3 separate regions of the Homo sapiens genome follow, and regions 1 and 3 are each linked to region 2. The links are chromatin contacts, found by Hi-C or POLR2A ChIA-PET in ENCODE. All regions are on one chromosome and are shown on one strand. Each heading gives the region's core, a stretch centred on a gene start or an enhancer-like site at or near the end of the contact. The rest is flanking DNA. Distances are from core to core; before and after follow the strand shown.

Region 1 (3,274 bases), core at 206-2,705, 63 kb after region 2:
GGGTAGGAGGCCTCAGTTGCAGGCAGGAGGGACGGTGGAGGCCCTGGAATTTGACCTGGGAGGGACTATCTACTTCTCCAGCCCAGGAGGCTGAATGCTCAGTCTACAGCAGCTTCTGGCTGGACTTCACAGGATGAATCTCCAAGGTTTCTTATCTGTCTACTCCTTCCTCCACTCATTTTCCATTTGTGGTAAAGTTATTTCTTTCTCACCCCTTACCTTTCCCCATTGGCCTTTTGACAACAGCTGGGCCATTTTTCACTCTGTCTTCCTAACTCCAGTGTATTTACTGAAAGATAAATGTGCTGTTTTATATCCCTCGTACCACACACAGAGTCATTTACTTAGATTTCACAGCACAAGGATACATATATGAGAGCTGCAGTGTCATCATCAAAATAGGTCTCACTTTGGGAACTCATGGTATATCTGTCTCAGGCCACACCTCCATTCTTCACAGTCACTTCTCAGACACCACATCTTGGAATAGAGTGTCAGAGCAATAAACTAAACCCATTTCCATTGGGACAGCCCATTTGGAGAACATTCCTGAACCAAGGGTCCTTGTCCAGCTATGCCCCCACTTTGATCCAGGTGATCCTCAGCTTTCCCCTTGGATCTTAAAACAACATTCCACTACCCCTCTGCCTCCATCTGGACTCCCTCCAGGCTCAGCTTGCTTTTAGCAGAATCATGTTCCCAGAAAACACTTTTCTCATGTCTCACCCTGCTGCTAGGAAGTCCACAGGGCACCTTGCTTCCACAGGGAAGCAAGAGAGATTTGGTCTCTTAAGTCAGGCTCCAAACCTCTTTCAAAGCTGACCTAGCACACTGTTGAAGAAAAGGATTTGGAGCCCAACAGATCTGAGTTTGAATCCTGGCTCAACCACTTACAAGTTGTGATTAGACATGTGATTTAACCTCCATGATCCTTTCTCATCTGTAAAATAAGGATGGTTAAACATAACTCACAGAGCTCTTGTAAGCTGAAACAAGATGAAGTATGCATGCTGCCTGGAACAGAGTAGAGTAGAGCTCCACAGGTGTGAATTCTGTCTTTTCAGTTTCACCAGCCTTGCTATGAGTGCTGGATTCATGGCTGATAGACTCCAGGCTTGAGGCCTGGGTACTAGTGACCCATAGTACATGTGGGGTAGACCCTGGATGTTTGTTTTCTTCCATTACTGGATGAAATGTTCTGTGTGGGACAAGGGGCCCATGGGGACCCAGCCAGCCAAAAATGAGCTGCTCTAGGGCCCTGCTTATGGTGCAGGACACTAGGACACCCACGCCTGGCCATACCAGGACTTTGTTCGTGGGTTACCTATAGTCTCGCTGAACTTTACAAAGAAAAGTTCTTTTGAGTTGTGCTTCTGCCCTTTGAACCTCTTATCTTCAGAGTCACAAACCTGGCCCACTAGGCTATAAAAGAAGCTCATTCCAGTGTATTCTCCCTGCAGCCTGCTCCTTGCCATCCACCACAAACCCTCACCGAACCAGTGGCCACCACCATGACAAGGGACCAGAATGGAACCTGGGAGATGGAGAGTAATGAAAACTTTGAGGGCTACATGAAGGCCCTGGGTAAGGAGGAGACTGGGGATGGGGAGGGTAGCTGTTGTTGGGAGTACTGTGGTCTGGCCCTCCAGACAGTGCTGCTATGGAGTTCAACAGACCTGTGGCAAATCCTCATGCCTCATGTACAGCTGTGCAATATTAGGCAGATCATAAGAATTCTCTGAGGCTCAGTTTTCTCATCTGGAAACTGGGAATAATGATAAATGAGATTATGTCTAGGATGCCTTAGCACAGTGCCTGGCCCACAGAAAACATACACTGAATGTGTATGTCAGGAGGATACACACACAACAGAGTAAAGCCAAACTTGAGAGGATAACACAGTCGCTCTTCTGCCTTGTGACCACCATCTCTCTGATAACCACTTGGACCTGATATTATCCACCAATGACCTCTGCATTGTTCTTTTATCAGTTTTGTAATGGGGAAGCAGAAAAGAAATAGCTAGCAAATCTCTCAGCCTAGGGAAAATCAAGCTCATGGAAGCCTAGAGAGGCTGTTGTCAGATAGCACAAACAACCCACTGCTTATATGACTTCTGAACTGGGTTCCAGGCCAAGGGCTACCAATTGGTGCATGTCCTGAGTTCACCACAGAGTGGGTTCCCTGTGGAACTGGCAGAAAACACATAGCCCTGCCCAGCCTACAGGTTCTGCCTGGGACTAGAGTGAGTGGGTCCCCAGAGGGGAGCTCACAGTTACTGGGTGGCTCCTGTGCTCCAGGTGCTGAGCAAGGGGCTTTGGCTGCCTGACCTTATTCCATCCCTCAGCAGCCTCTTTATCACCTCTTCTAGCTTTAAAGTTCTCCACATATGGGGTAACTTCGCTGGAACTTCCTCCACATGCAGAATGAGAGAAACGGCAGTGGGTGGAGTTAGAGGCCCAATAATAACTTGGATATGATGGTGGGAGGTCTCTCCAAGAGTGGAAATCATGAGTTTTTTGGTGTGATAAACTTCTAGCTTGAAAATGTCCACCATGTCAATGAAAAAGGAGAGCTGTGATATGTTCCATATTTGTGGAACTAAGCACTTTCTTCATGTTCTTTTTTTTTTTTTTTTTTTTTTTTATTTTGGGGACAGAGTCTCGCTCTGTCGCCCAGGCTGGAGTGCAGTGGCGCGATCTCAGCTCACTGCAAGCCCACCTCCCGGGTTCATGCCATTCTCCTGCCTCAGCCTCCAGAGTAGCTGGGACTACAGGCACCCGCCACCACGCCTGGCTAATTTTTTGTATTTTTAATAGAGACGGATTTCACTATGTTAGCCAGGATGGTCTCAATCTCCTGACCTTGTGATCCACCCGCCTCGGCCTCCCAAAGTGCTGGGATTACAGACGTGAGCCACCGCACCCGGCCTCTTCATGTTCTTTAGACTGGTTTCCAACACTGAATAGCTTTCCTTTTCATTCTGGTTAGCAGGATTTTTACCTCAATATAGTTGGGAGGAGGAAGAAAGAGACAAAAATCCTCCTACCAGAGCCCCATCCTCAACCCTGTTGCACCTGTGATTTTTAGTACCAGGAGTGGCCAATAGAAATGGGATTCTGATACTACACATGGGTAAATGGATTGGAGCATAGCTTGGAACTAGAATTCTGAACAAGATTATACAGATAAGGAAACCAAAGCAGAAGGGTCAACACAGCTCGGACTAGAGTCCAGGGCTTGCTCTGTGACCGTGAACCAGTTTTTTAACCTT
Region 2 (3,391 bases), core at 571-3,070:
CAAAGCATGGCTGGCCCTGGTGGGATGCCTTACAGAACCTGGGCCAGGCCCCATCCATCCTTGCGAGGTGTCTTATTGCACCTTCAGGTTGGAAGGACTGGGATAGGTTGCCCTGAGTGCCCAGCCAAGATGAGCCCTGGGCTGGCTAGGGAGGGACACAGAGCCAGTGCTTGTGTGAACAACTGATGACCTAACCATCCAGAGCCAGACAAAGAAGCAGTGGGAAACAAGGGCCTAGAGCTGGCTCTCAACCAGGGCTGGTTTACCCAGCACCCACACCCCAGTGCCTTTGACAATGTCTGGCGACATCTTTGTGTCTGGGTGCCACTGGGATCTAATGGGTAGAGGCCAGGGATGCCACTAAATATCCTACAGTACACAGGACAGGCTCCTGTAACAAAGACTTATGTGGCCTAGAATGTCAGTAGCACAGAGATTAAGAAACAAATCCTAGTCTAGGGAAAGAGGGTGAGAAGCGCTGAAATCCAAGTTGCTGCCTGGGAGGAAGCTGTCTCTACCCTGAGGAAGAGGCTCCTTTTCCTAATTCAGCCTGCACTGTGAGAACACATGTGAGCCCCAGGGAGGCACCCTGGGGAAGGTGGTGCTAGAGGGGAAGAAAATGTTATCTGCTGTCACTTAGGCTGTGATTTGTGCAAAAAGCGATTTAAAAGAGGTAGTCAAAAAGAGGGTCAAAAAGTCAGCCCATGTGATTATGTCATCTACTTGGTGGCAAATGCAGTTAAACCACAATGACATACCCACGCAGGTGACAAAGGAGATGTGATCAAAGATTTTCATTGCAGTACTGCTTTTAATAGTGAAAGATCAGAAACAATATAGTTTGTCCATCAGGGGACAAGCTGGATAAGCAATGGAATACTCCGTAAAATAATGGGGATACTTTCTATGTACAGCTATGGAAAAGTCTCCAGAATATATTAAGTGAATAAAGCAAAGTCCAGAACACCGTGGAGTACAGTGCTGCCATTAGGTGAAACGGGAGGAAACATTAATAAACAGTATATTGCTTACATTTGCATAAAGCAGCAGTGGATCTCAAAGTTGATTGTGCATCAGAATCACCCAGAAGGCTTTTTTAGCCACATGCACTTCAAATAACATCAACTATTTTACTTATTTATTTATTTATTTATTGAGCCAGAGTCTCACTCTGTCGCCCAGGCTGGAGTGTAGTGGCACGATCTCGGCTCACTACAACCTCCTCCTCCCGGGTTCAAGCTATTCTCCTGCCTCAGCCTCCCGAGTAGTTGGGACTACAGGCGCCCGCGACCACGCCCGGCTAATTTTTTGTATTTTTAGTAGAGACGAGGTTTTACCGTGTTGCCCAGGCTGGTGTCGAATTCCTGACCTCAGGTGATCCGCCCGCCTCGGCCTCCCAAAGTGCTGGGATTACAGGCGTGAGCCGCCGTGCCCGGCATCCTTTCTTTTATTTTCGGGAGAGACGTGGAAAGTGCCCCAATTTTCTCGCCCGTAGTTGAACCTCCCAGCTTTCCTGACCCCAGCCACCACCGGCGCGAGGCTTTAGACAAAGGCCTGTAAGTGGCCTCTTTCCTTAATCACGCCAGCACAAACCCCAGGAGATTGTTTCCCAACTCCCGAGTGGCTGCTGAGTGTGAGAAGTTAATGGCGTTTGAAGGAAATCCCCAGCAGCCGAAGAGTTCGGCCAACAAAGCAAACGTCCCGTCTCCGGTCTCCTCTTCCTTTGTAGGGGAAACGAACTGAACGTCTGAAACGAAGGTGGCGCGGCCTGGACAAACCTGACCCTTCGACATCCCCCGCCCCTGCGCCCGCCCTCGCTAAGCGGGGAGGAGCGACCGCTACAATGGATCCTCCCGCAGGCTTTGTGCGCGCTGGGAATCCAGCTGTCGCCGCCCCGCAGAGCCCCCTGTCCCCGGAGGGCGCTCATTTCCGGGCCGCCCACCACCCGCGTAGCACCGGCAGCCGCTGTCCCGGCAGTCTCCAGCCGTCCCGCCCGCTTGTGGCCAACTGGCTCCAGTCACTCCCCGAAATGCCAGTCGACTTCACTGGGTACTGGAAGATGTTGGTCAACGAGAATTTCGAGGAGTACCTGCGCGCCCTCGGTAAGCGCTGCCCGCTGCGCCCTGGGCGCCCCGCCGAGCAGCTCCGGGCCGCTCCCTAGAGCCCTCCCGAGACGCTGCCTGCCTGCCTCCATCCCGGCGAGCCGCGGTCCGGTGCCCCCGGACGCCAGAAAGGGCGTCCTCGGCCACCGCTCCCAGGGCAGCCCCCAGGCTGCAGATTGGAGAATTCGGGGTTGTTAGGTTAACCGGTGGCAAATGTCTGCTCGTTGGCCCTGGAGGTGGGTAATTTCATTAGTAAATCTGGGGCTTGGTTTGCTACTTTTTGTTTTTAAACGGTTAACATAAGAGCAGAAAACTTTGTTGGGGGCGGCAGGGGAGGCACAGGCAGGCTGTGCGCAGAGACAACGCAAAGCCAGCGGGAACCCTAACAGTGTTCGCGGGCGGAGAGGGCTCCTGGGGCCCCGCTACCTTGGGAACGGTTCTCTGAGTTTCCCTGCCAACTCTCTGGCGCTCTCTCTCTCCCCGTTCAACCCCCACCGCAGACGTCAATGTGGCCTTGCGCAAAATCGCCAACTTGCTGAAGCCAGACAAAGAGATCGTGCAGGACGGTGACCATATGATCATCCGCACGCTGAGCACTTTTAGGAACTACATCATGGACTTCCAGGTTGGGAAGGAGTTTGAGGAGGATCTGACAGGCATAGATGACCGCAAGTGCATGGTGAGGATTCGCGTCCACCTGGTGTCTCCTGCCCAGGGGGCCTGACCAAGGGCTGGGCTAGTTCATCCGAGAGGGGGCAAGGGCCTGAGGGACTGAAAACTCTTCCCACTCTCAGCCCCCATGGTGGGCAGCACCAACTCATGAAGCATCCTGCTCTATCTACACTGGAAGGTGATGGTTATGAAGGCTGCCATGTGCTGTGTCTCCACTGCGTTCAGGCACTCTGCCCGGTGCTTTATGCACATGACTTCACCTAAGCCTCACACAGCCTTTGAGGGAGATATGAATATGCCCATTTTACAGATGAAGAAACAGTCTCAAAGAGATGAAGTAACATGTCCAGAGTAGCACAGCTAGGGAGGGTCTGGAGTTCAAAGCATGTCTGTTGATGCCGTTCTCTGGCTGACTGGGCTGGTGGAGGGTAAAAGAAAAGAAAGGAGGAAAGAAAAAAGAAACACAGGTAACCCCTTTGAAGTGTAAACTTTCAGTATGACTTAGTGTGAAGTCACTCCAGGAAGCTGGGGGCCCCTTGATCTCTGCTGGAAGCCCCCTGATCTGCCCATCCTTGCCCCAGAGCTGGGATTTGGCTCCTGGCCATCCCCTGCCCCAC
Region 3 (3,262 bases), core at 283-2,782, 62 kb before region 2:
AATCCATTAGACATGTAAATTAAGAGTATTATTAGAAACAAACCTCAAAAATGAAATTGCATTAACTACATCAAACATTTACAATCTAAGAAACCCATATCCTTTTATTCTATACTTATAAAATTAGTAATTTGATCATTATAGAAAAGTAGCCCTTGTTTACGTTGGAGCCCAGTGCTAAGTTAATAAAATAACCTTGGATGACTGAAAGGAAGTGGTCTCTCTATAGCCAATGCCAATCTGTGGTTCTCCACTAGCACATAAGAATTGCCTGGGATGCTTGTGAATAATTAAAGTGCCTAAACCTCACTGCCAGTAAGCAGATTTGGTTACAATCTGGAATTTGCATTTTTGTCAATGACATCAATGCAGACTTCACTTTGAAAAATACCAGAAGGAACTGACATTAATATATTGTCTTCTATCCTGTTCATTCTACCCAATGTCAATTTTAGGAAAAAATCTTGTTTCAAGTTTCCTGTTCCTGTAGCAGTTTCAGGAGCAGCCCAGGCAAGGGAGGTTGACTGGTGGGCCAAGCAGGTCTCTTCCCTAATACAATGCTGTTAACCTCAAGGGCAGAGTCCACAGCTCCATCAGATGTGCTTAAAGAATTAAGAAAATGGCTTCCTGATTTCTACAGTGATTCCTTCCCATTTAGTGAGTAATCATTAGTCTTAACATGAATAATGCAAAAAAGGCAGCTAAGCAGTTTAAATTTTATCCATAAAATTAAGCCCTGTGTTTCACCACAGCATTTAACTCCATGACCTATTTTATTGAATCCCCCGCATATCTTGGACAGCTTCCTTGAGTGTAAATTACCATGAAGGTAAATTGAAAATGTATCAAGAAATGGGCAAGGATGTTAATGCAGAATCAAGGCATCATCGAGCTTCAGTTGTTATGAAGATTTTTTAAAGTATCTTTCCAATACAGTTAAAGTGAAAAGAATTGATTTGATTAACAAGGCTTTACCTTTCTTAGGTTACCATCTGCCTTCAACATTGTAGGTGATTCAGTTTCAATGTCCCATCCTCCAGAAAACGTGTTCCAACCTGTTCAGAGCTTCTTTCGGGCTCCTGACACTTCCCTCATGTGTTTCTGCCCAGCAGTGACTACCCATCTGGAGACTGTCCAACTCCCTTGGGACTTTATCCCCCACCCCCAACCCCATCCTGTGAGAGCAGGGCTCCCATCATATTTATTTCTGAATCCACATTGCTGGTACACTCTCTGGCTTGAAGTGTGTGCTAAACTGTCTGCTAAAGAATCAGTGTGTTCCCCTCTTGACTTAAAAGCAGGAAAGGAAATGTTATTTGTAGTGAAAACAAGGAGGCAGGTAGGGGAAAATTCAGATTCTACTGATATTTCTAGTGTGCTTTCCAACCGTGTATCTGCCCCTGAACTATCCCTATATTAGTCATTTGAGTCTTACGCCATGCCTCCGAAGTGTGTGGTATTATTTATTCTTATTGCACAAGTGAAGGGAATAGGGTATAGAGAGGTTAAGTAATTTGCCCCAGGTCACACAGCTCATAAGTAGCAGAGGCTCACACTTAGGTCTGTCTCTGCATGCTGGACCTCAAATTCCTGTTACTGCAAAGCCTGGCTTGAAAGGACAGTTGAAGTAACAGATTGCCCAGGCTCAGTTATTTGTTAATAGAGGACAGAGCTGCTTTGCCTAGATTCCACACATGGAGGATGTCCAGTGCAGTGTTGAGCAGCTTGCCTTCAGCAGGAGCAGACTTTATGCCCAGCCAGAACTGCCTGATTACAACCTGTCCTCACTGCCTGCTCCCTGGCTGCCTTTCTTCCTATGTGAGGTTCCTGCCAGGTCTGAGGATCCCAAAGAGAAGGTAATGAGTTTTTGAGGGGCCATGAGACCCTAGCATTTGGGAGTTCTGGTGAGTGCTTTTTAAAACCCACCTACTGCGAAAAGATTCTGGTCAGTGGGCAGAGAGACACAGCTGGGTGTTAAATGATGGGAGACAGAGGCTTGCAAAAAAGGAGATTCTAATGCTCCAAAAGCAGGCAGGACCCCAACGGAGCACCCCTTCCTCTGGAAGCTATGTAAGGGCTCAGACACACAGAAGGTGCTGCCAGCCAACCAGTGCCACATGTCTGAGACTCAGAGAGATGATTGCAGAGAAAGGAACAGGAAAAAGAAGAAACAAAAACATCCTTTCTGCCAGGTGTGGTGGCAGGCATCAATTTCAAAGGCCTCTTTGTGACTGGATTGAAAAAGCCAGGAGCAGGGAGAAGAATAGATCCAGGTGGCAGGCCTATAATCCCAGCACTTTGGGAAGCCAAGGTGGGTGGATCACCTGAGGTCAGGAGTTCGAGACCAGCCTGACCAACATGGTGAAATGCTGTCTCTCCTGAGAAATACAAAAAAAATAGCCAGCGTGGTGGTGGGTGCCTGTAATCCCAGCTACTCGGAAGGCTGAGGCAGGAGAATCCCTTGAACCCAGGAGGCAGAGGTTGCAGTGAGCCAAGATTGCGCCATTGCACTCTAGCCAGTGCTACAAGAGCAAAACTCCGTCTCAAAAAAAAAAAAAAAATCCTTTCTATCCAGGACCAAAGGGAAGTTTAAACCCTATGAAATATTGCTGCTTTGTTGTTTACTTTGCCAAATTCTTAAGAAGTTGCACACAAAGAAAGCAGGACATTTGGAAATAAAGAAAGAGAAACCTCATACTGACAAGCTCAGGCACTGAAAGATTCTGAAGACCAAAGTGGGCTTTATAGTGTGCAGGAAGAGTTTGCTGATTGAAAGGAAGACTCTTCACACACAAAGAAGTAAGAGAAATTGAAGCCAGACAGAAGAGCACATATTCCAAGGGCACTGAGGAGAGAGGGCAGATGATCACACTTCCAGTAATGGCCACCGTGGTCCCAGCTGGCCGACTGTGCTGCCAGAGGGCTAGGCTCCATTTTGGAGTAATGGGAAGACCTGGATCTATTCTTCTCCCTGCTCTTGGCTTCCTCAATCCAGTCACACAGAGGCCTTTGAAATTGATGGGCACTTCTGGCCAGCAGGACACAGGGCGGAGCAGTAAATAGGTGTTCTCAAATTCATTTGGATCACACAGTTGAAGAGCTCTCTGGAGAAACAAAAAAAGATGCAAAACATTAAATAAGCTTGAAGACTGATAAGGAAAATAAAGACAATGGTGCTAAAATGGCCTCAAAGTCTCAGTAGCCACAGCCAGATCATATTTTCCAAGCTTCACTTAGAGGCGAGGTTTAATCACAACAGTCT

What was found. A loop is a pair of places that touch in the nucleus more often than their neighbours do. ChIA-PET counts read pairs that join two places held with the same protein, here RNA polymerase II (POLR2A).
Region 1: a map of PC-9 shows a loop between it and region 2 (1.8-fold over the local background). The contact joins the promoter of RBP2 here to the promoter of RBP1 in region 2. A Hi-C loop is called at or near these places in 2 of 168 maps with a recorded cell type or tissue (PC-9 and endothelial cell of hepatic sinusoid). POLR2A ChIA-PET finds 5 or more read pairs at or near these places in 2 of 52 experiments (GM10248 and PC-9).
Region 3: a loop to region 2 is called in a map of mammary epithelial cell, with 1.9 times the contacts of the local background. The contact joins the enhancer-like site here to the promoter of RBP1 in region 2. A Hi-C loop is called at or near these places in 3 of 168 maps with a recorded cell type or tissue (MCF 10A, astrocyte of the cerebellum and mammary epithelial cell). POLR2A ChIA-PET finds 5 or more read pairs at or near these places in 2 of 52 experiments (MCF 10A and OCI-LY7).

The regions. Positions count from the first base shown.
Region 1 is chr3:139,474,697-139,477,970 of GRCh38, reverse strand. RBP2 (retinol binding protein 2) reads left to right here and starts at 1,455. Exons shown (of 4, transcript NM_004164.3): 1 at 1,455-1,584. The coding sequence starts at 1,512. The region is part of intron 3 of COPB2-DT (COPB2 divergent transcript); the gene reads right to left.
Region 2 is chr3:139,538,171-139,541,561 of GRCh38, reverse strand. It overlaps RBP1 (retinol binding protein 1), which reads left to right and starts at 1,820. Exons shown (of 4, transcript NM_002899.5): 1 at 1,820-2,102; 2 at 2,603-2,781. The coding sequence starts at 1,844. The region is part of intron 3 of COPB2-DT (COPB2 divergent transcript); the gene reads right to left. RefSeq lists an enhancer at 2,745-3,391.
Region 3 is chr3:139,599,606-139,602,867 of GRCh38, reverse strand. All of the region lies in intron 4 of NMNAT3 (nicotinamide nucleotide adenylyltransferase 3), which reads left to right. Among named protein-coding and RNA genes, the nearest start is that of RBP1, 61 kb to the right of the region's middle. Within about 2 kb of position 1,532, at least 2 of the 41 ENCODE cell types and tissues checked have a DNase peak (open chromatin) inside an H3K27ac peak, as active enhancers do; they include mammary epithelial cell, where a contact is called at or near this core.